Regions from separate parts of the Mus musculus genome. Here all the other regions are linked to region 1. The links are chromatin loops, found by intact Hi-C in ENCODE. Cell type or tissue: heart. All regions are shown on one strand.

Region 1 (8,000 bases):
AAACACATGAAACTGAAAAAGAACGAAGACCAAAGTGTGGACACTTTGCCCCTTCTTAGAATTGGGAACAAAACACCCATGGAAGGAGTTACAGAGACAAAGTTTGGAGCGGAGACAAAAGGATGGACCATCTAGAGACTGCCATATCCAGGGATCCATCCCATAATCAGCCTCCAAACGCTGACACCATTGCATACACTGGCAAGATTTTGCTGAAAGGACCCTGATATAGCTGTCTCTTGTGAGACTATGTCGGGGCCTAGCAAACACAGAAGTGGATGCTCACAGTCAGCTATTGGATGGATCACAGGGCCCCCAATGGAGGAGCTAGAGAAAGTACCCAAGGAACTGGGGGCAGATCTGCAACCCTATAGGTGGAACAACAATATGAACTAACCAGTACCCCGGAGCTCGTGTCTGTAGCTGCATAAGTATCAGAAGATGGCCTTGTCTGCCATCATTGGAAAGAGAGGTCCCTTGGTCTTGCAAACTTTATATCCCTCAGTACGGGGAAATGCCATGGCCAAGAAGTGGGAGTGGGTGGGTAGGGGAGTAGGGTGGGTAGAGTCTGGGGGACTTTGGGGATAGCATTTGAAATGTAAATGAAGAAAATACCTAATTAAAAAAATTAAATTAAACAAAAAGAATCTGTGATCTCAATGTTGTGTAAAAATTTCTATCTATCACAACTGATTGGGATAGAATAGTTCAGAAATTCTCAGCAGTTTGTCCTGGAAGCTTGTAAATAAAAATTCCAGGTTTCTTCATTGTATCTTTATCGTGGAGCTAAAATGGGCAGAGGGGTTGTAGAAACACATTGTTGTTACCTGGGAGCAGAGACAGCATAAATCACACACACCCAGAAACTGTCCTTGAGTTGGCATTCCTAGGAGAACCAACAGCCATGGAGGTATAGCTCCATTTTCTAAGTTCTAAAATTCCAAAGACCCTATAAAAAGATGGGGGATGTGTCTAGATGAGTAAAAGTACTTTTCATTCAAACCTGATTCTCTGAGTTTGGATACACAGAACCAATTTAAAAGCCAGCCACAGCAGCGTGGATCTGTCATCGTAATGCACTTCCTACAAGAAAAGAGAGGAGAGCTGGAAACAGGCGAAGCTCCAGATGCTGTGTGCCCGATAACACACAGAGGTGAAGTGACCCTGTCTAAAACAAGATGGAAGGTGTAGATCGGCACTCAAAGGTCCTCTGACCTCTACACAGTGCATATGTGCCGTGATTCACATATACTCCCACCCACACTCGTGAACAAGCAGAAACATACACTCACCTATGCGATGCACTTTTTACAGCCTATTCAGTGGAGAGCTTCATCTGCAGCCCTCAGCAGGTGTGTTTTGAGCTGCTCACCTGAACCACTCTTCTCCTCCCCGAGTCTGGCTAACAGCTTGAGTGACTGAGCAATGGGAATACAATCTCGAACTCAGATTACAGAGAAATAGAACATAGCAATTCTAGGCTCTTCAAAGGCAGACTGAGACGGAGGAAATAGCTGTCTTGATTCTTGGCTCTTCTCAAGACTTGGTATTATGCCCTGCCTTATGTTGCTGAACTTTATATCCCTGTATACTTGAACTCGTTTGAAGCTTCATGTGGCTTCCAATCAACCTCTGAGGTGCCAGGGAAAAATTCATCAAAGTAGTTGCTCCTTCCTATTACCAAACTGCACCAAAATTCCAATGCAAGCGTACTATCTTTCTGGAACTAGTAAGTATGATAGATTGAATTTAAGTAGATGAAGCATTTGAGTGAAATGATGGTGATGGTTTAGACTACTTTGGGAGTTTTGCTTGCTCTTATGTGTTGAGTGGTCATTGCTTTTAAATGGGATCCTGTCACAAATGCTCATCTTTCCCATCTTCTGCACTGCTGCCACAATCTCCATCTCTCTCAATAGGGCTACCAACACCAGAACATCACCTATGCTTCCTTGGAAACATCACTGGTGTCTTCTTCCTACATTCAGAGTCCCCACCTCAGCCCAGCTCCTCTGTTGAGAACCTCCCTCTCAATTATAAGATCTAGGTGTATCACAAATCTACAAACCAGCTTTGACTTCTATATTTTCTAAAGCATGAAAAAGCATAGGTCAAAAAATCCAAAGGGATGAAAGTAGACTAGTGAGCTCCCCTAAAACATTTGAAAGATTAACATCCATTTCTTATGCTCTTCTGACTAGCAGTTTCATAAAGTTCCATGGTTACTTTCACCCCCCATCAAAGTGTTTCCATGGGATATTTTCCCTTCTCTCTCTCCCATTCTAATTGCCTCCTTCCTTCCTCCGTCCCCTCTGTTGGTGAAATATTTTGTTCCATCTTTCTCCACTTCCGATTTTTGGGCTCTGGCACCTGGTGAGCACATGAATGTTCTTCAGTTGTAGAACGTGATGCAGCTGGCCTTTTATGGGAAATGGAAAGAGGCAAAACCCTTCTCTGATGGCGTGCGGGCTCATCTGGCTTTTTAAGACTTGTCTTTATGATTCATATTGTAAAGACCTCAATGACATTCTCATATCAAGAGAGCAGCCATGGCCCTGAGAGCAACCCCTTGTCATAGAAGCAGATGGAGCTGAATCGCCTTAATGGTACATTTAATATTTTATGAATGAGCTCTAACCTCTGAGAACCATTTCATTCAGCAAGGCTAGGTTGTAATTCAGTCAGCGATTCCTAAAATATGGTTACTTAAAAGTCTTTCTTAAACTGTACCAACTGTAGCACAGCATGATCTCCCTTATAATTCGATTATTTTATACCCCCTTTACTATTCTGAAAGAAAACGGATAGCTGTAAGTTCCACCCCCATAGAGACAGCCCAATCATCCTACAGTTTCTTCTCCACAACTCTTAAACAAAAGTCAAGTTCTGGAAACTGACAGGATTGATGTGTGATAACAAAATTTACATTACAGCTGATCCAGACATACGATGAGACACCTAAAAATCCCTGGACAGGGCTTCCCTTAATGACACCACCAACCACAGCCACCTACCACGTAAGCAACAGCATGCAGCAGTTTCCAGAATGACCCCCAGGGGGCAGTGCATCCCTGACCGAGAGGCACTTATGTAATTTATCTTAAGTTTCTCCTGAAGTAGTTCTTAGCCCAGCTCCTTCTGGTGCTTTAGAATTCCCACATGCTTCCCTTCCCTGTTTTCTTATAGGTGTGATTAGAATTCCCTCGGGTACATCTACTGCTCCTTCCTCAGAACACTGGTGTTACTCATTGTCTCCACAGTGGATTAAATCCAATGTCTAGCTCCCATGTCCTGCTAAGCAATCAGGATTCAAAATTCCTTAAGCTCCTGCCCTCAACGAACCACTGGCATAGAGAGAATAGAGATGGATAAATCTCTAGTTGTTGGCTGTTGTTGTTGCTGCTGCTGCTGCTGTTTCACAAATGATACCAGCACTGGAACATACAACTGATAAGTTGCTTTTTGGCCTGGGAAGACAGACAAGTAGAGCCTATTTTTGTGGCCTATTTAGAGGGTTTGAACGTTTGCTGTTTTGAAAGCTGAATTTTTTTTTTTTTTTTTTTTTTGGCCTGTAAACTTGTAGTCTTTCAGAAGCCAAGATTTACAATATCCAATTATGAAATCATATTTGAATACAAGAATCTGGCTGTGTATAAATTATTTGGAGTGAGGCACTCCATTCTAGTCAGGCTACTTCCATTTTTGGATGCTTTATAAATAACAGTGTTGATGATATTTATTATGACTGTTTACTAAGAAGTGTCCTGTGTGTTACTTCTTTCAGCCCTTAAAACAAACCTGCACAGTATAAAATATATTCCCAATTTTACACATGAGGAAACCAAGGCACAGAAACATTAAAAGTATTGCTCAAAGTTATCAAAATAAGAATTGACATGCAAAACGAATTCCTGCAGCCTCGCTTTAGAATGTTGGGATATCAGAAATGAAAACCCAATTTCCCAATGTTGCTCTCTCTCTCTCTCTCTCTCTCTCTCTCTCTCTCTCTCTCTCTCTCTCTCATTTCTGGCTGAATGAAACCCCTTGTTCTATTTCTGGAAAATATAAAAAGCCTCTTATCTTTTGTGTTTCCGTGTGTGGTGAACTATGCGCCCTCAGTCCTGTGCAGTGGAAAGTTTTCATTTTCATGTCTCTTATGAACCCGCTGGAAGATCACATAGGAACAAATAAAATTCCTGGGAGTAGAAAGGCAGCCAACATGTACTTGACAGTGGCATGTCCTTTACAGATCTGGCTGTGGTATTGGTGGATGTCCTTAGGAAGCAAGAGGTTCAACATTTTGCAGTGATGACTACTAATTTGTTTTAAGAAACATCATGTCTCAACAACTATAACATTCCTACAACTTCTAGGATATTTATACTCCTTTAAAGGAATAGAAAGAGCAATTGGTTGGATCTGTTATACTGCTGGGCCAATTGTAGGAATGAGATATGGGCAAAGCTCAGAGAAGGAAGGAGAAGGGAGCTCAGAAATAATACTCCATTGTTTCCATTCTCAAAGAAGAAAGTCAAGGAAGCCATATGGATAATTAGGGAGACTTTGCAAATTAAAACTGTGTTTCAACGGACACATTTTTCCCTTAACACTGCCCCATGCTACCATGCCTCACGATGACCTACAAGATCATATTTACACTCTTCAATTAAATCTTAAATTGCAATTATTTTTATTGATGTGCTCTGTACATTGTTGACTACATGGCCTATTGAGAGCACCAGTATCATTGAGGGCTTTCGTTCCCAGTCTTTTCCCCTGATAAGTACTGGGCACCTGCTCCTCCATTATTCTCCTGTCCGTAGCACACCTGCTGGTCTCTAGAGCATCTGGCTTGGCAAAGTTACCTATGTATTTGCCTTCGCCTCTCTAATTACAATTCAAAGCCACTGTTTTATTTGGGAAGGAAAGACTAAAATAAAACCTAATCAAGAGAAAGGAAACGATCGAGTCCTAAACAGAGAGTCATGCAGTCATGCTGGTAGAAAGAAATAGGCTAATTAAGAAAATGAGAGCAAAGGGGACATGCAGGAGAGAGAGTCAGGGACAGTGGCATCAGGACAGAGGGTCAGGGAGCACTGTGACAAATTCAGACCTGACTTTCAAATGAGCACTTGTGTTCAAGGAGGGGTGAAGCAGATAAGGCCCCATAGCAGATAAGTCAGGCATGGGTTGTGTTCAACACAAGGCTAGGTTGAGGTAAGGGACTGGTCTGAGCAGGATTCTCAGAAACCGCCCTTCAGGTAGGGACTCTGTCATGTGCCCATCATGATGGTAAGGAAAGATCTAGAAAAGGCTAAGCAACGAGTAGCAGTTTTGGGGACCATAGAGGGTATGTGACGGTTCAGAGTCAAGACCCAGGAACAGCAGGGATTGATGTAAGAAAAGTAAAATCCCAGTTACCTGGACACGGCCAACAGCATGGTACGTGGATGCAGTCAGTGCTTACTGGAGTTTTGCCCTCGGCTGCCTGATGGACGAGGTTCACTCATTTGTACTGAGTCTTATTCTATATCCTATAGTCTCAAAAAAAGGGGGGGGGCACAAGCTCAAAACTCAAAGCTGAACCTCAGAAAACTGAAGCTCCCCAGATCACATGTAGCATGTGGAGCAAAGTGACAATAAATAAAGAAAATAATGACAAAGGAAAACATGGCAGTTGAATGAGTATCACAGCATCAGTATGGAAGCAGACCTGTAGCCCAACCTTGACAGCCACCCACCCCCAAAAAATTCCATTTTGAACTGAAGCAAACAGTTTTGAGGAATTTTTATACACTTCTCTATAAAATTAAGACATAAAAATGTAGAAAGTAGGAGAAAGGGGGAGAGATCGTAAGCCATGTACCTGAAATATCCCCATATGATCTAAAGGTTTAGAGTTGTTGTTGTTGTTGTTGTTGTTGTCATTTTTACTTTTCCTGGTTGTTGTGTATAAACTTCCTAGGAATGACCCTAATTATGATTTAGACCTTAAAGGTCTCCCCAAAGTCAAGTCTCTCCACCTAATGAGAGTGTTAGGAAAAGATAAGAGGAGAAAGGAGAGTAGAGTGAAAGAGGGTGTAAATGTAATGAAAATACATCGTGAATATATGGACGTGTTGTTCAGTTCATATCCACAATAAAACAGCCTTCATTGTAGCACTACTGTATGATGCTTGAATCTTTAGGAGGTAGGGCTAGAGACAGGAAGTTAAATCATAAGAGACCCATCTTTGAAGGGCATATTACACAATTCCCCGCCCCCGCAATACCTTTCACTTCCTAACCATCAAGAAATGGTTACTTCCACCACACATAACACATTTCTACCATGATGCTACCCAGAGCTGTAGGACCAAGTGACCATAAACTAAAATCTCTGACTCTATTGGCTCAAATAAAGCTTTTCTACTTATAAATTGATGTTCTCTGGCATCTTGATTTGATTTCAGAAAGTTAAGAGTGTTTTGAAGAAAGGACAGTCTAGGTCAACATGTTACCCTATAAATCACTGGGTGAGATTCATTCTCTCCTGTAAACAGGACAAGTTGTCAGAACTGTGAAATCTCTTTCGAAGAGACAAGTTTTCCTCTGGCTGGCACCAGCATTCAAATTTCTTCTCCCAGCATGAGATTCCTGGGAAAGGTCCACTTTCTTATATCTCATTATTATGTCTTTCTGGCTCCTTTACAGACTTTGTGAAATGACACTAACTTCTAAATCAGCTTCCTCTTCACTGCCCTGTGATGTCTGAGTGAGATTACCTGCCAATGTTCCATTTCCAAATAACATCACTTCATTTCATACATACATACACACACACACACACACACACACACACACACACACACACACACACACCACAACACACATGGCTTTTTAGTCACATTGAAGCTCGAGACCAAAGTCTGCACTACCTGGGTTGGTAATCTCAGACTGAGTACGCTGCACTAGCAGCCCTCAGACATGGCAGCTAGGCCTGCACTGATTCTTTGATCTTAGTGTGTTAGTCTTTGTTGCCATCCATCCTTATTTTTGCCAAGTCTTACTTGAATGCTTATGTCTCCTCTCTGGTTCTTTTTCTATGCATGGAGTCTCTTCCATCCTCACTTTGGAACCTCTATGCTGCCTAATTTTTTTCCTCCCATCCCTAATTTTTTTTTCATCATGATGTCTTTGTCTTTGTGCTTTTGCTCTACTTTGAAATGTGTCTTCTACCTGACCTTCAGACTCCAGTTCTGACCTCATGGTGACGGATCTCTCTTTAATTCCCCTTCTCATTTTTAAACTTGAAACATCAAAGCATTGAATTTTAAGAAATCGCTCCCAAACTACCTCCCTGAGCCTTGGGAATGGCTCCGGCTTCCTCTCCCTCTGTTCTCCTTTTTTCTTTTCTCTTCCTTCCTCTTTGATTTATTTCACACACACACACAAAAAAGCTGCAAAGTCCCCTTAGGTTGTGATCTCGTTTGCATATCTGGGATTCTATTCTTTTTGCTCTCAGTAGTGAAGAACCCGAGACAAAGCTCCACACTGTCACCTCCTAGGTCTGAGATGTTCCTCTAGACTTTTAGGGATCTCAACTCAAGTCAAACTAAGACTAATGGTTGCCACCAAATACAATATGAGGAATAGCTAGCATAATGAAACAGGGTTACAAATACTGTCTAAAATGTTTTAATGTAAGCATAAGGCAGAGTTGAGAAAAAGAGAGGCATTTACTTGAAAGTAAGGCACAACTTAGGTGTGAATGTGAGCATCTCAAAAGACTCACACAAAGTAAATATACCCAAGTGTGGGTACAGGTCTGTCCAAGAGAAAGTAATGAATTTGTCTTAGCATTAACATATACACTGTTTTGATACCTCTCAAACATTGACACACACTCTCCCCATCTCTGCCTGTCTCTGACTGTCTCTCTCTGTCTCTTTCCACTCCTTCCTTCCTTCTTTTTCCCTCCTTCCCTGCTCAACCCTCTCAGAGAGATAGGTCAGGTGGTT
Region 2 (8,000 bases), 480 kb after region 1:
GAATACCAAGTAGAGACTCTTGGCCTGACTGGGAAAGCGGTGTCTACCACAGACTGTGACAGCATCTTTCTCTTCTTTCTTCTCCCGGTCATCAGCATATCCTACCCCAAAACTCTATTTCCCCTGGACCTCCACTCTGAAACGGAGACCCTTTATCAGCTCATGCAAATAGATTTAAGGTAGGAGTAGGGAGTGCTAGCTATACATTAGAATTATCTAAAATGGTAATTCAAGCCCAGCCAGACTAGCCTACATAATGTCTCATTTAACCCACCTGGCTCCCACTAAGTAGCTTTTATTATTATCTCTGCTTTAGAGGTAAGGAAACTGAAGGCCAGAGAGGTCATGGGATCCACTCACTGTTATAAGGTGTTAAGTATTGAGGAACATCCAATTTGGGCATGGTTTATTACAGAATCTACGTTCATTGCCACAAGTCAGGTACCTCAGAGCTAATGTGATCCCACTTCGCAATGGTTAGAATGAGAACTACTCAAAGCAATCAAATATTAAGATGTAATCAGATTTTATCAAAGCATAGCTACACAAAGAACATAGTGAGGTAAATAAAATATGAGTCAATATATTTATCAAAAGTGATCAAAGTATAATTAGGACAGGTAATCAAATCAATCAAAGATTAATATGCATTAGCTTTTTCAACATCTAATTATAGAGCATGTAATCAAAATATAATGGCAAAAGGGATAAGAACAGTAAGTCTTTAAAGTTTCTAATCTAAAACTTCAATTTTCTCCTCCGTGCAGAAGCAACTCCAGGCTTCATGGGATGTTATGGGTATATTCTTGGTCCCATGAGCACCCTCAGCGTGCACATATAAATCGTCCTCTAGATTATGGGATTGAAAGAGAGTTTATAGCTGATTCCATTAAGCCAGCAATAGGGGGGTGGCACCCACCCTTAACCCCAGCACTTGCAGACAGAGGCAGGCAAATCTCCCAGTTCAAGGCCAGCCTGGTCTACAGAGTGAATTCTAGGAAAGCCACGGCTACACAGAGAAATTCTGTTTCAAAAACAAAATAATAATAATAATAATAATAATAATAATAATAATAATTAATGGTGATTACATCAGGCTAGCAGGTACCTGTGGTGAAGAAATCCTACATGCAATCACCTCTACTACCTGTTTTTATTAAATTAAACCCAAATTTTAAAAATTAATTATTAAGCTCATATTTTGTGTAAGACTGATGTCACATTCTAGAAACACAGGCACTAGCAATTGTTCTTGGCCTTATCCTGGCTGCCGGAAAAGACAGGCCAGCAGCTCTCAGAACACAACGCTCCAGTGTGAAGAGCTCAGTAGAACACTGTGGAGAACACGTGTAGGGAGAAGTATTGCCACAGAAATCCCAAAATGGCTCAGAACAACAGCCACTTTGTTCCTAGGGCTATTTCTCTTCTCCAAAAGTCCCCGCCCCAACTCAGAAGTGAAGGGATGTTCCCAGGCCTTATGGTGGCTACGAACTGTTGGTCCAGAGCTGTGTTCTTACTGTTTAATAGCGGATACAATGGATTACTGTAACTTGTAACTCCCTACTGCTGGAGGCTTATTCTGACCCTAGAGTCTTCTTTATTCTTCTACCCCAGCGTTCAGAGTCTTGAAGGTACCCTGTACACATCCTGGCTTCGCAGGTCCATCCATCACCTCGATAACTAACTCGGATACGTTCCATGTACCCTGACTGGGCCCATGACTAGCTCCGTGTTAAACGAGGGCCTTCTTGAAGGGATTGGCAGTTTTCCGAGTAGTCCTCGTGAAAGAAGCAATAAGCCACGCTAACACAGGAGTCCACATACCTGCGTGGGCGTTGTCTCTCTCCCGGCACCTTCCATCCACATCTAGGAGGGGAGCCGGCTCTGTAGCTCAGCAACTTCTCTCATTCTTCTCGAGCCTCGCCTCCGCCCCAGCTCCCAGGAACTACAGGAGACCACTCAGCACGTCCCAAGCCTCTACCCTTGAGGTTTGCAACCAAATTCTCAGTCCAGATCGCAAATTCAAACACACTCCACTGCTCTTGAAATGGACAGGTGCCCTTTATCATTCACAAAGCCCCATTTTCTCTCTACAGAGCCTACCTTGAGAGGCCCCTGTTTCTTTATGGAACTTAAGTTCCTATTTTAAAATTTTAACTTAAGTGCTAAATTCTGCTGAGATGTCCCTGTCTTAATCTGGGGAAGACGCTGTTCAAGCAGCAAAGAGGAGACAAATACGCTCGTGCATTCTAAAAGGCGGCAATCCGGATCTCTTATGTTCACCAATTTAACTGTCCAAGCCATAACACGTCACTGTCTGCTTCCTTCTGCAACCTTTCTGAGAGGAAAAACGTCTATTCCGAAGCACTTTTGGGGTGTTGTTGGGTCAGATCCCTAAACGGTCTTTAGGTCAACAACTGACCTAAACTGAGGGTCAACAACTAATCATTTTCATTCATACAATACAACGACGTTACTGGGCAGAGCCAGACCGTGGCCGATGGTGATTCCACAAAGTAAGTAGAAGTCACAGGCAACATCAGAATCACCGTGAGAGAAGGCTACTGGACATTGCCCAGAAAGCAGAAGGACCTGGAGAGAAAAGAAACAGCTGCAGAAAGAGAAACAAAACCCCCCAAAGAACCAATTTCCTAGGGAGTCAGACTGCTGAGTAGCTCCGCCTGCAGGTCTCTGCAGTCATTGCTTCTCTTCGTAACTGATTTTCAGATTACTATATATTCTCCTTTACCAGTGATTGAGATGTTGAGAAAAGATGATAGGTAGATGATAGATAGATAGATAGATAGATAGATAGATAGATAGATAGATAGATAGATGATAGATAGATAGATAGATAGATAGATAGATAGATAGATAGATAGATCTATCATTCAATCACTTTGCCTACACAGGAGACCTCTAGAAAAATAAAGTCATTCTAGATAGATAGATAGATAGATAGATAGATAGATAGATAGATAGATAGATAGATAGATGATAGATAGACAGACGGACAGAGGTCAAGGCCCTTTGCTTTACCAAAATCGTCGGAGCCTCTCGGAAGCATCCTTTGTAAGCTCTAGGTGTAGAACTCAAACCAAGTAAACTGCTCTTTGAAATCCCAATAAAGCTCACTGCGTTCTCTTGCAGTAAACACCCAACCCACCTTATTATAAATGGCTTCCAAAATGATACTAAGGTCCACCACCGACAGTATGAAGCTGAACTTTTTGCTTACACGTGAGGCAGGGCGCCACCATATAAAGACTCAGTATGCTTCAGGAGCAGGTCAGGAATGAATACGAATACAACGTATACTGATCGCATCCATCTCTACTCTTCCCACGCCAACTTCTCCCGTACCCTCCTCTCTCTCTCCGGCTTCTTCCATACCCCACCCCACCCCCAGCTCTCTTCAAACTTTGTAGCTGAGGTACGTTTTAAAAGGATCACTCTGATTATTGGAAAGTGATTGGGCAGGGCCATGACTTAGAGGCAGAGGACAAAGTTACACCACTCCCGATGCTGAAATCTATTCACTTTTGCATTCTTCTCGATCCAGCAAATGCAAATTCATGGTTCCAGAACCTAAGGCCTGAACACCTCTCAACTCACCCAGACCCCATATTCTTTACAAACCACCCTTGCAGGCCAACAGACATATCCCTCTCTCTGACCTCAGGCCGGGAGTTGGGGGTTGAGCCCGGCACCGTGTCAACTGGGGAGACCCAGAAGCAGAGCAGATCTTGGGAAACAAAATGCTAATCCACCCAGCCACCCAAGCTGTGACTGACTCCCCTGTACACTGAGCTGATCCAAGTAAAACACAGGCCTTTCAAAACAGCAAGGAATGCTCGCCTGGAGTGTGCGCTAACGAGTCCAAAGCCAATTATGTCTCATCTGATCTAACCAAAGCTGATTTCCTCCGGTGGCCCAGCGAGAGGTCAAATGGCCATTCCTGAGGGTTTCCACGGAGCTAAGCCAGAACACGGAGTTCCTGGAGTGTCCCTCGGGCCCACAGACCAACTGCGGAAGAGCTAAGCAGTCGAAGTTTTTAATTTCCCTCCCTCTCTTGATAATTATAAATACAACACTGCAAATTCCCTAAGAGGTAAGTGAGGGTTCACTGCTCACTCGCAAAGGAAACGAAAGGAAATCTTCCATATTTCTCTTTACCACATGTGCCAGATTTTCATTGAAGCCAATCCGGAAGTGGGGGGACAAAACAACAACAAATAGATATTATTTGCTAGCGGGGGGGGGGGGGGAGCATGCGTCCACATTCATGCTGCTCTGTCGGCTGAGGTTTGCACCTCTGCAGTCTCCACTTGTTCCGGAGAACTGCAGGGTATCATGCAGTCTGAGGCCGCCCTCTAGCGGAAGTTTGCCTGTATTGCGCCTGCGTACAGATGAGCTGGGCTTCTCAGAATACCTGGCAAAGCTTTGAATCATTTCCAGTTCCCTTTTATTGCATGTGGCTTATAATTCAGATCGAAAGCCAGATATGCTGCTAAAACGAAGATAATGTCAGGCTGAGGATTAGTGAGCATTAGCCGTTGAGAAAATGCTTGGAAGTTGGCCAGGAAAAGGCCTCTGGTCCATAATGGTAAGATGGGTAAGATTTTTTTTTTTTCTGGGAAGATGAATATATGGCCTCATTACCCTTACCCTGAAGTTGTCTGACCACAGCCAAAGGTCAGTCTATTCTTCTCAGGGCTACAGCAATTTAGACCCCTCTCCCCATCCTCAGGGGTCCGAAGAAGGAGGAGGAGGAGGAGGAGGAGGAGGAGGAGGAGGAGGAGGAGGAGACTGGTGGTTTTCCTGCATGCATGAGGGTGTCAGATGCCCTGGAGCAGGAGTTACAGACAATTGTGAACTGCCATGTGGGCGCCGGGAATTGAGCCTGGGTCAGTGCTCCTAACCACTGAGCCATCTCTTCAGCCCAAGTCCTGTGTTTTAAGTAAAGGGTGAGAAAAAAATATATATATGTTTTTTTTACATCATTCGTTTGTACAATGAGGGGCAGTCTGGAAAATCCGGATATAAGTGTCCTTTGTGCCGAGAGTACTGCTCAGGGCTATACTGCTTGCCTCTCTCGTACCTAGTTCAGACGTCCATCATCAGCACCACAAATAATTACGATTTGAATTTGTGTTTGGTGCTGAATGTGGTGCTGAAGAGTTGGTGTCAATTTCACCCAAAACGGAAGACAGATCCGTATGACAGATACGATTGTCTGTGCTTGCCTGGCATGAGGAAGGCACAACACCACCAAAAAGGAAAATAATAATGAAAGGAGTAAATGAGTTCTAGTGTTCAGTGGTTTAGTGTGTGGTAAACCTTTATCTGAACGCCACCACATCTTCACTTAAAAATATTTTTACTTAACAGTGCCTTTTTAAAACATACTGAAATATTTAAAGGGAAGGTTCTTAGTGATCTGCCTTAAAACAGTACAGATAAAAAGCTCATTAAGTTGAATGGAAATGAGGGGAAAGCATAACAATCAAATCAAATGGGTCTGAACGGTGGACTTTTTAAAATTATACGCGGAATCTAGATCTGACAATGCTGCATATTCCTGGCAGAGTGAGCACCGCTGGGGTCCAGGCAGGAGCCATGTTCAATGCAATTTGGCAGAAGAGATCTGCATCCACAAACACACAAACTTTATTTCCTGTAATTTAATCCCTGTAGTGAGTCCCCTGTTCCACCAGGGGGCGAAAACATGTCCTCAGTTCTGCAAGGCTAGATGGGGCCAGGAGTGGCAGGCTGTGGTGTTGGACTTTACCTCTGAGCTGGGAGTGGCCATTAAGAACTCACGTTTACATCAATCTTCAACTGTGTTATCTACTTAGTCCCAGTGGGACGCCCTTTCCATCCCCTGGCGACTGACTCCTTCATTTCGCGCTCCCCTGCGGCCAAATGTGCTGCTCTGAGATGCTGTAATTCTGCCCAGAGTCACTAGGCTCTGCTCCACTGAGACTTCTTTAAAGTGCTGGTAACAAGTCTTTCCTGACACCGTGAATCTGTGTGATGACCCGGAAGTCAAGTGGTGCACGAATTCATGGACATGGCAGGAACCCCAGGACGTGTGGACAGAGAAAGATGCCGGCGGCACTGTTGCAAAACTAGTTCGACTCTACATCTAGATGTAGGATAGATATATGCTAAAGAATACACCTATTGATTAAGACTGTGAAGAAAGTTAAACTTTAAATTTGAGTGGGCACCTTCTCTTTCCCTTGCTCAGTCTGTTAAGTGCTTCAGGATAGCAGGAGAAATAGAGCTTAGAGCTACAGGGCCACTGTTCCCCCGGAAAGGGGAAACACGCGGGAATGGGGGACAGGGGAGATGACATTGTCTCAAGAACCTCATACCTCCCAAAAGAGACTTGAGAAATAGACAGGGAGAGAGAAAGAAACAAAATTTGGGGACCTGATGGGTTATCCGGGGCAGTCTCACTACACACCAATCATTGCTCTTCTCTGAAAGAGGGCCATGGAGAGCCTGCTTGGCCAGATTCATTCATTCAAATAACTCAAAGGCGACTTTAGGAGGGTGGCCTCTATGCAAAGGCTTTAAACAACACTCCTGCCATCTGCTGGGCAGAGTCCTAAGATGCAACGTCCAACCCACCTTCATTGCCTTGTTCATCCCACCAAACTTGCCTCGTTTTAAAATGATACTTCGTCTTTGACTTCATACATCTTCAGCAACACTGTCTCATCCAGCCAATTAGGAGCTAATTACAGGATCCCCCAAAGCTGCTGTTTCTTGATGTCAGGAAACCCATTTGTTTTCCTCCGATGCATCTATTAGTCCATTATTCCCATTTATCCCATTTGCACACAGCACTCCGCTGCTCCAGACCCCCAAATTGCTTATTTTATGCTTCTTCTCTAGCACTTAATGCAGTTCATAAATTTCACTCTAAAAGTTGAGGCATAAATCATGCTAAAAGCCCATGTTTCTGAAGAAAGCCAGCCACCAATCAAGCTTGGAATTCCAAACTTCAGCATCAACTGTACGCTGACCTACTTCAAAGGAAGGACTTTTCCACCATATTGATGTGCAGTTTAGACTTTTCTAAGAAACTTCCCTCCGTCACGTACAGCAAGCTCTGCTTAAAAACGAGAGTTCAAAGTGTTTGCTTGGTTTTTGTTGTTGTTTTTTTTTTCCCTTTGTTTTCAATACTGAACTTTCTGGCGTGGCACCTTTGTACAGATACACAATTTTTTTAAAATTGTCCTTGAGAAACCACATTCACCTTTGAATAAGATTAAAGGTTATAAGTTCAAAGTCTTCAGTAATTACACACATCACCATCATCCTGTACTCCGCACACTGTTTGGATTGGTGTTGGCGGCACGTGGGGTGTCATTTGGATGACAAAAAGAGGCTGACATCCAACCTAGACATGAGCCTTAACCGTGTCGTCCCATTTCCATGCCATCATAGCAATTTGGCCACATCTTTAAAAAAAAACAAAACAGGCGAATGGAATCCAAGGAGCTGTGGTGAATGAAGCTTTTCCTTATTGGCAAATAAATATTCCACCTGTGACCGGCAGAGCATTCAAATTAAATGTCGGTGGCCAGGTTACTGCTGCCTTTCACAGTCGGGGGAATGTCTCTTAGACAACATAATAATACTAATCGGTACTTTTCATCTTCAAGGCAATTTTTGAGCATTAACTAATCAATCTGTCCAACATCTGTGTGAGTTGGATAAATAAGGATCATTACCTCCATCAGGCAGAGGGAGAAATGATTGAAGAAGGTGAGTGGCTGAGGCTCAGTGGAGCTCAGGACAGACGAACTCCACTTCAAGCCTCTGGCTTTCGGTGGGCTGTTTGGCTAGACGGCAGAGCCTGTAGAATCAGGATACTGGCAGATTTCGGGTAAGACTTTTGCTGTCTGTGTAAAAGGGACAGTGACGGGAAAGAAATTTAAGAGAAGGCTTAGTGCATAGGGACTGTTAAAATTTGAATATGGCAT
Region 3 (8,000 bases), 79 kb after region 1:
AATATCATTAACAGTGTCAGGGATTGGTGTGTGCCCATGTTATGGGTCTCGGGTTAGGCCATTATTGGTCGCCCATTCCCTCAGTCTCTGCTACATCCCCAGTCCCTGCACTTCTTGTAGACAGCATAAGTTTGGGATGGAAAGTTTTGTGGGTGGTTTGGTATCTTTGAAAGACTAATGAGGCTTTTGTAAATGAAGAGGATGGGATGTCTAAGCAGCAGAAAATGGTAGTAGTACAGATTCTAAAATAATGGAAATGCAGATAACTGATAATCATGGTTGTGAGGGACCCAGGTACAGAAAAGCAGCACACGAGAAGGGGGAGGCCATGGGGGGCCATGCAGAGAAGTTTCGCATCCAAAGGAAGCAGGAAAGATAATGAAGGCAAAGAAACAAGGTTCTTGGAGCAGCTCATGATCAAGCCACATGAGGGGGGAGTGGGTGAGAGCTTGACAATAGATAAAAATTAAATTGCAGACACGCATAAAAATACATATATGTGTGTCATATACATAATACACACAGACAGACAGACAGACAGACAGATTTTACAGTGGCAGTAATAGAAGTGCAAAGAGGGCACTGGAAAGGTTTAGTCATCTGTTGAGCACAAGGTCAGTGGTGCCTGGGTAGCCTTGGAAACAACGCAGCTGGCATGGACACTTACATTTTAGAGTAAAAGTGGAAAGGAGTTAGGCTTTGTGTATTAGAGAACAAGACAGCAGAAGCTTTGCACACTATCCCCTGCAGGTGCTCATGGTTTATTCAAGCAAAGCTGCTCAAAATAACTAAGATTTGCAACCTACCAGGATTCATATGTCAACAAAATTTCCAGACAAATTCAAGGAATCAATTTCAAACTGAAAACTTTTCATTTGGCTAAGTCCAGATATGTTTTCTTTTTTAAAAAAAGAAAAAAATCCATTACTAGAAACACATAATTTTACATGAGGTTATTTCAATACCAACACTTAACGGGTGTTCTTAATACAAAAGGTGACTTGTTACATTGGTTAAATTTGGCTTTTTATTTCTACTTAGAAGCAAGTACTTCAATCTGCTTCATTGCCCCATCTTGCCAGAGCATTAAATGCTTCACAGAATGAAAACAGAAAAACCACAAATTGGCATTTTTAGAAACCACTGAAGTGAACTTTGCCTCCCGTAGAGATGTGGAGAGAACTGGGAAGGATTCACTGATTAAACGGACCTGTAGTCAGATGTTTGAAGGTGAGAAAATGGAAAGCCATAGGTACTGTGTACTTAGAACACTCTGTGTACCGATTGCTGTACTAAAGACTTGTGTAATATTTCGTCTCAGCCATCCAGGGAGTTGAGAATTTCAGCACATTTTATTTTACAAGTGTTAAGAAATACATTGTTATGGTCCATTGTTAAAATGAAGTGTACTGAACATTCCCGGAGTTACAGATAAGCCAGAGGTGGTAATCTCTTTTCTCTAGGCTGGCTTCCATTCTGCAGAATTATGTACGTAAAACTGCGTTGTTTCCATTAGTCTTTTGACATAGTTATTATCTTTATTTTCAATACAGATGAGGCTCTCTAGACTAGAGACATTAAGGTGCCACACACCATCCACAGGAACTGAAAGATACTATTCAGTATTTCATGCGCTTGCAATTCTGTGCTTCTTGGTACCTGATTACCCTGCCGTCCTAGAAGAAGATAATAAGTGAGAAAAAGAGACATAGATGGAACTCTGAGAAATACTGACACTTAAGATGTTCCAAGAGAAAAAAATCCAGAAGGAGAAAATGAACTAGCTTATGTAAGACAAGGAAGAAAACAACTTCTAGAAGAAAGATTGTCTGGGAGGCTGAGGCAGGAGGATTTTTGATTCAAGACCAGGTTAATACAATAGTGAGCTCCTGTCTCGGGGGGAATAGAAGGAAGGGAAATGCGTTGGGGAGAGTTCCTTTTGCTTTTCAGTTTAAGATGGACACAGTCTACAGTGACAGAAAAGCACATCAGTCAGGCCCTGAGGTGGCTGGGCACACAGTGTCTGCAGTCAGGACACAGAGAGAAGCAGGCTGAGACTTCTCCAGTTTTTCTACCCATCTCTCACCTTCTCACTGTATGGTCACCCAGACCATGTTTATGGTGCCTTCTTTCCACCCATCTACTTAAAACTCTGAATCATCTCATGGACACAGCCCAGAAGTGTGTCTCCTGGGTAATCTCAGACCAGGGAAGTGGAGAATGAAGGTTAAGCATCACACTCATGTGTGTATGGGTGTTTTGCCTACATGTATGTCTATGTTCCCCTTGAATGAAGCATCCACAGAGGCCAGAGGAGTGCATCCAAACCTCTGCACCTGGAGTTACAGTTGTGAACCATGATAGCAGCGCTAGGAACCAAACCCACGTCCTCAGGAGCAGCCAGTGCTCTAAACCACTGAGCCATTTGCATAGTACCACAATTGGTTATCTTAAGGTTTCTTTTATTAATTACTTTGTTATTTCTTTCTCCTGACTTGACCTAAACTAATAAATGTTGTCTACACTTACCTTCATCAAAACAATTAAACAAGTAAGTTAAATTTAAATAATAGCGGCTGTCTACAAAATATAAAGAAAACATTACAACTTTAAAAGACATAAGCAATGCCACGGGTCTCAGGGGGGCACCTTTCCTGAGCCCCTATCCCATGTTAGGTTGTAGTTTTCTCATTTTAGTTCAGTTCTCATGAGAACCACAAGAGATAAAGTATCATCATTCCAAATGTCTCCGTGGAGCATCTGAATCGTGGATGGGGAAATAATCCATCAAAGCTCACATCCCTGCTAAGTGGCAAAAAGATGGGGTTCAAAGACGGGTGGCCTGATCCCGCACTTCCCACAGCCTGCTTCCCAGTGTGGTTCTCAATTGATGTTTTTGTCCTCTTTGCTCTCAGCCGCTTCTACTCTCAGCTTGCCTGGGAAGATGAAGAAAGCAAGAAACAGCTACCTAGTACTCAACTCCCACGGAGAACACACAAAGGAAAAGCTTGTCATGTGGATTTCTCCTCCATCAAAAGAAACGTTTTCTGTCATCCAAGGAGTAAAACTGAACCTTGTCTTTTTTCCCTTTGCAAAATAAACTGACTTGTTAGTCTGCAACCATGCAATTAGTCTTTAGTCCTGGGGAGTTTATTTTTCTTAGTATATTCAGAACTGTATCTCAATTTATGTTATATAAAATTTGCCAGATTGTTCAGCTGATAAGTAAAAAACAAAACAAAACAAAACACTGTCAATCCAAAATTTTGTATGTGGCAAAAATATCTTCCCATTATGAAGTTTAATAAAGACATCTGCAATGCTTAAAGGAGATAGGCCTATTATTGTAAATCTATAATCTCAGCTAAGCAGGTCGGCTGAGGCAGAAGGACCATGAAGGATAAGCCAGAATGGGCAACGTGGTGAAACAATATCTTCAATTAAAAACTTTAAAAGATGTTTCTGTGGTAGAGGGCTAACCTAGCACACAGAAGGCTCTGGTTTCAATGCCTAGTACTACATGCACAATAAAACACGAGCCTAGAGAAAAGTCCCTAAGGAAGAAGAAATGAGGGGAAGAATCAATCCAGTCAAAAAAAGAGAACACTGTAGACTCCTCACGGGTCATCACGGATGAACCTAAATTGCTATACCACCTCAGTGTGTGCAGAGGAAGATATCTCTAAAGGTGGAGAGGATCGAAGGACTTAATTCACAAGGTAAGGTTTCTATAGTCTACGAGAAGTATCACTAACTATAGTCATTCCCCATTGCTTATACACGTTCACTTTAATGCCTAAGAAATCACCAAGAGAACAAGACATCTAAAAGCTATTCGAATTCAGGCCTTTGGGTCACATATCACTATCCACAGGGAGACTTTACCTCCAAAGGATGGGACACTCAACATCCACATGGACAGGATAACTCAGTTACCTAACCTCTGTCACCAGCGTCTCTGGTGTTCAGAGAGGAGCTGTGAGTGATGGGGTTGGTGGTCTAGCTATTGCCACTGCCAAACATCTAGCCAGAGGTAAGGACTAACACTGTCACAAATCCATTCTAGCCTTTGGGGGAGGGAAGTCCACAGACTGCTTTTGGAAAGAACACATTCCATCTGACTGGACAGATTCAAGGGACAATTTCATCATTACTATCCCTACACTCCCCAGCCAGCACTATAGCCAAGAGATCACAGAATATTATAAACCTCACATAAAATCACCATGAGGCCAGGTATCCTTAAACGGAGCAAAGAAGCAGCAGCAGTGGCCACGTGGTTACACCATCCACTGCTCCTACCACACACTGCCATCTAAGCTCCTGGCCCATGGAACACTCAAAGGACCCCGTGAACAGAACCTACCTCTTAGGATGTGGTATTGAGCCTATCCCAGTGCACTAGTCCTGAGTTCATAGTAGTGCTGCAGCCTGTTTACTTTGGGATCCTTACACACGGAGGTGTCAAGCAAACAAAAGGGCTACTATACTACCAGAGATAACGGAGTACAATTCTTAAGAGGAATTATGATGATCGCAAGAGACGAGGGGTGTGGAAGAACAAGGTGAGCATTCAGGTGCCAGTCTTTCCAGAAAGAAAGCAATTCGGCCCTGGTGATGACTCAGACACCTCAGAGATAAAGATAAATTGCCGTTCTAGGCAATGCACTCTGGCTGGTGGAAGTGTTAACCAATGGGAACTGGAAGAGAGAATAGTCAGTGAGGCAGGGAGTGGTGAGTACTAGCCATGGCCCTGGGATAACTGATGTTGCAGCTGCTAGAGCCCATCCCAGTAGCCCTGTTGTGCTCACTCAGAGTCCTGGACAAGCTGTACCAAGGTCGATGTGTGTCTAAGCTCAAAGGGCACATTGTGGAGAACACTATTGCTGCCCCACCCACATTGTGTAAACAGGGCAGGGAGGAAACCCTTTTCCTAGCTACTGTATCAGTTGATCACAACTCCTGGATACTTCTGTCTCTGGAGAACCGTACCCATAAAATCAGCAGGAAACAGAAGCAATGTCACTTGGGAGGCTGTGACCACTGTCATAAAACCTTGACACTGCTGATAACTATTCTTTCACTACTTGGGCTGGGAGTGATCTTGTCAGCCTGTTCTCCACAGCGTTCCTCTGAGATCAAAGTGAGGGCAAAACCACTTATTGGTTGTTTCCTTGTTTAACTACTCTCTTTGTCTCTGTCTCTCTGTATGTCTGTCTGTCTCTTTCCATCCCTCCCTCCTTCTCTCCATCCCTTCATCTTTTTCCCTCCCTTACTCTCTCCCGTGTCTCTTCCATGCCTTCCAGATCTGCCCTTTACAAGCTCTTCCCCCTTTCCCCTCCTTCTGTTTTCTTCTCTCTCTCTTATTCTTCTCGTTCACTCTTTGTTTCCTTTCTCTGTCTTTCTGTCTGCCTGTCTGTCTTTCTCTTTCTGTCCCTCCCTTCTTCTCTTCCTTCCTACATCTCTCCGTCTCTCTTCATCCTTCTACCTCCCTCTCATGCCCCTTCCATGCTTTCCAGATCGTCCCTTTACACCCTCTCTCATTTTTCCTCCTCTCTCCTTTCCCCTTTCTTCTCCTTCTCCTGTTTTTCTCTTCCTTTCATTAGCTTTCTGTCCCCCCCACACACACACACACATCTTCCCCTCCCTCTATTTCTCCCCCTCTCTGTCCCTCCTTCTTCTCCTTCCCCCTCTCCCTGTCTTCTCCCTCTCTCACTCCCCTCTGCCCACTTCACTTTCCTGTTTTCTTCAGTTCCTTTCCCCTGAAGTTCACGGCTAACCAATTAAATTAAGAACTTCTATCACACCCTTAACTTTCAGAAACTTGATCAAAGACATGTAACCTTAAAACTATGCCTATCTCCACATTATGACAGGAAAGGGGAACTTAAGAAGCTAAATCAAGATTAACATGAAAGAAGGCTCTTTGCAGAAGAAGCCCAGTGAGAACAGCACATACTAAACAAAGCCCAGGAAATACTGATGGGAGGGAGAACGAAAAACGACCTTGGCAGGATGCCTTTTGGGGGTTCTTTCCTCTGCCCAGTAGCCCACATCCACTCTTGGCAGTGCCTTTTCATTTCCTTTCCTGATAATCTCTTTCTATTCTATGCCTGTCTTAGAAGTCATGAATTTTTCTCCATCTCTCCCGGTGGCTGCTGGGCTTTTCCCCTAACTTGTATTACATTTTTCCTTAAATGTTAATAAAAGTAAGCTTCCTTTGAGTCCATTTCTAAATTATTTTATTAATGATATTAAGATACCCAAAAGGGTACCTTAATTTCCCTGGCAACATACATGACTTGTAAAACTTGATGAATTTCTAGCAAATCTCAAACCTAAACAGATGAGTGGACTCTATCCAACTTCATTGTGTACGTATATGGAAATGCCAGAATAAACCACTTATTTTGGACTGTTAAGGTATGCTGATACAACTTTAATATCTAAGGCTTGAAAGAAATTTGTTAAATGTAAGTTTGCAGTTAGTGCAAATTGTATGTTACATTACATTTAATGTCACTCCAATTAAGACACTGGAGTTCATCGAGTGGTGGGGCACTGCTTGTGATATGAGGTAGACAGCTCTCTGTTACATTGACGTGTCTTTACAAAATCATTACTCCAATGGTAGGACCATAGGAACAGTCACATAGAAAACTTAGTCACATGGAAAGCTTTCAGATTAGTTGTGTTACATGCCTCCCCGGAGTTGCCATCTGCAAATGAGAGAATCGCCTTTGGAAATAATTTTTCCTGTACTATGAAATTTATTCTGCTTCTTATTAATCATTGTTCAGGCAGTTTTTTCACAGACCTAACCTATTGCAAAAAAGATCACAGCCCAGCAATGGACTAGGTTAAATTTTTCTTAGAAATGATATATAAAGTCATAGATTTTTCACACACTAAAATGTGGGAGAAAACTTCAAAGAGAATTTACATCTAAATTTATAATCAGTGACACTAGGGAAACTGAGAGTCTCAAAACTTCTAGGCATAGAACACATGTTATTTTCCTTTAAGTCTGATTCCCCGAGGCTATGAGACTAGAAGTTCATCCATGTGACCCAAATAAGAGAGAGGGTGGGGCTTGGGGACGTGTCACTCAAGAGGTAGAGTACTTGCTTAGCATACACGAAAGTGTGAGTCTAGTCTCTAACATCACTCAAATATATAAAAACATATAAAATAAATGTCTAAAAACCATGAGAAAAATACTTCAATAATAATTAAGAAGGTAATGTCATTAAAATGAGCTATTCATCCTCCATAGATCTAACAGTTTCAAAATTCATCTTCCATCAAAGGGATTTTCAAATATTTTGACAAATCATCATAATTAGGCATGAGATTGGCTTTGGATTTTATCACAGAGTTTTGAAACAGAACATCTGAGTGAAGAACTGCTCAAATTGATTAGGCTGTTCTCCCAGGCCCTTCCAGCTTTGGCCTTAGCCTATTTTCCTGGTTTATATATATATATATTTTACTATTCTTTAAGATCATATAAAATTAAATATGATAATATCTACTCCATTCCTCTCCCAACACACCCCTGGGTCCCTAAATGTTCCCCATCCCAACCTCATTCCCACTGTTTTGTTTTTAAGTAACCCACTACGTCCAGTTGCTTTTGTCTGACCAACCCTTTCTATACTCCTCAGGACCCACTGAACTGGGCAGCATTTGCTTCTCTGTCTATTTGCTTCCTTATTACCACTCTCTGGAAGAAACTGCTTACCTTCAACATTGCTTTGTACAAAACCTCAGACATCCATACCAGTTTGCCATTTTTATACATAAATGTTTCATTGTACATCTTTAAGCCTAATCTATGTTCTTCTGACACAGACATATTCATTCACACATACAGAATATTAACAATGACTACTGGAGGTCATTAAACAGTGAGGTTTAAATGACAGTGATTATCTAAATGTCATTTGGCATGTTACTTGATTCCAAACAAGAATTACACCATGTACTTGATTTTGTTG

What was found. Peaks named below come from ENCODE experiments on the same cell type or tissue, not always from the same donor. Only the 100,000 strongest peaks of a DNase experiment are listed, where the experiment ranks them.
Region 2: a loop joins it to region 1, with 9 times the contacts of the local background. A loop is called at or near these places in 26 of 42 quality-filtered maps.
Region 3: a loop joins it to region 1, with 2.0 times the contacts of the local background. A loop is called at or near these places in 2 of 42 quality-filtered maps.

The regions. Positions count from the first base shown.
Region 1 is chr5:68,007,912-68,015,911 of GRCm38, reverse strand. No RefSeq gene overlaps it. Among named protein-coding and RNA genes, the nearest start is that of Grxcr1, 20 kb to the left of the region's middle. In heart, a CTCF peak has its summit at 3,046 (motif pointing right); a DNase peak (open chromatin) is centred at 3,051; H3K27me3 peaks cover 248 bases.
Region 2 is chr5:67,528,918-67,536,917 of GRCm38, reverse strand. No RefSeq gene overlaps it. Among named protein-coding and RNA genes, the nearest start is that of C330024D21Rik, 69 kb to the right of the region's middle. In heart, CTCF peaks have their summits at 2,659, 4,399 (motif pointing left), 5,726 (motif pointing right), 6,612 (motif pointing left) and 1 weaker place; DNase peaks (open chromatin) are centred at 3,857 and 4,327; H3K4me3 peaks cover 677 bases; H3K27ac peaks cover 583 bases.
Region 3 is chr5:67,928,742-67,936,741 of GRCm38, reverse strand. It overlaps 4930425K10Rik (RIKEN cDNA 4930425K10 gene), which reads left to right. Exons shown (of 4, transcript NR_038182.1): 3 at 1,042-1,230; 4 at 2,916-3,130. Among named protein-coding and RNA genes, the nearest start is that of Gm5108, 8.9 kb to the left of the region's middle. In heart, no CTCF peak of the experiment used is centred here; a DNase peak (open chromatin) is centred at 4,841.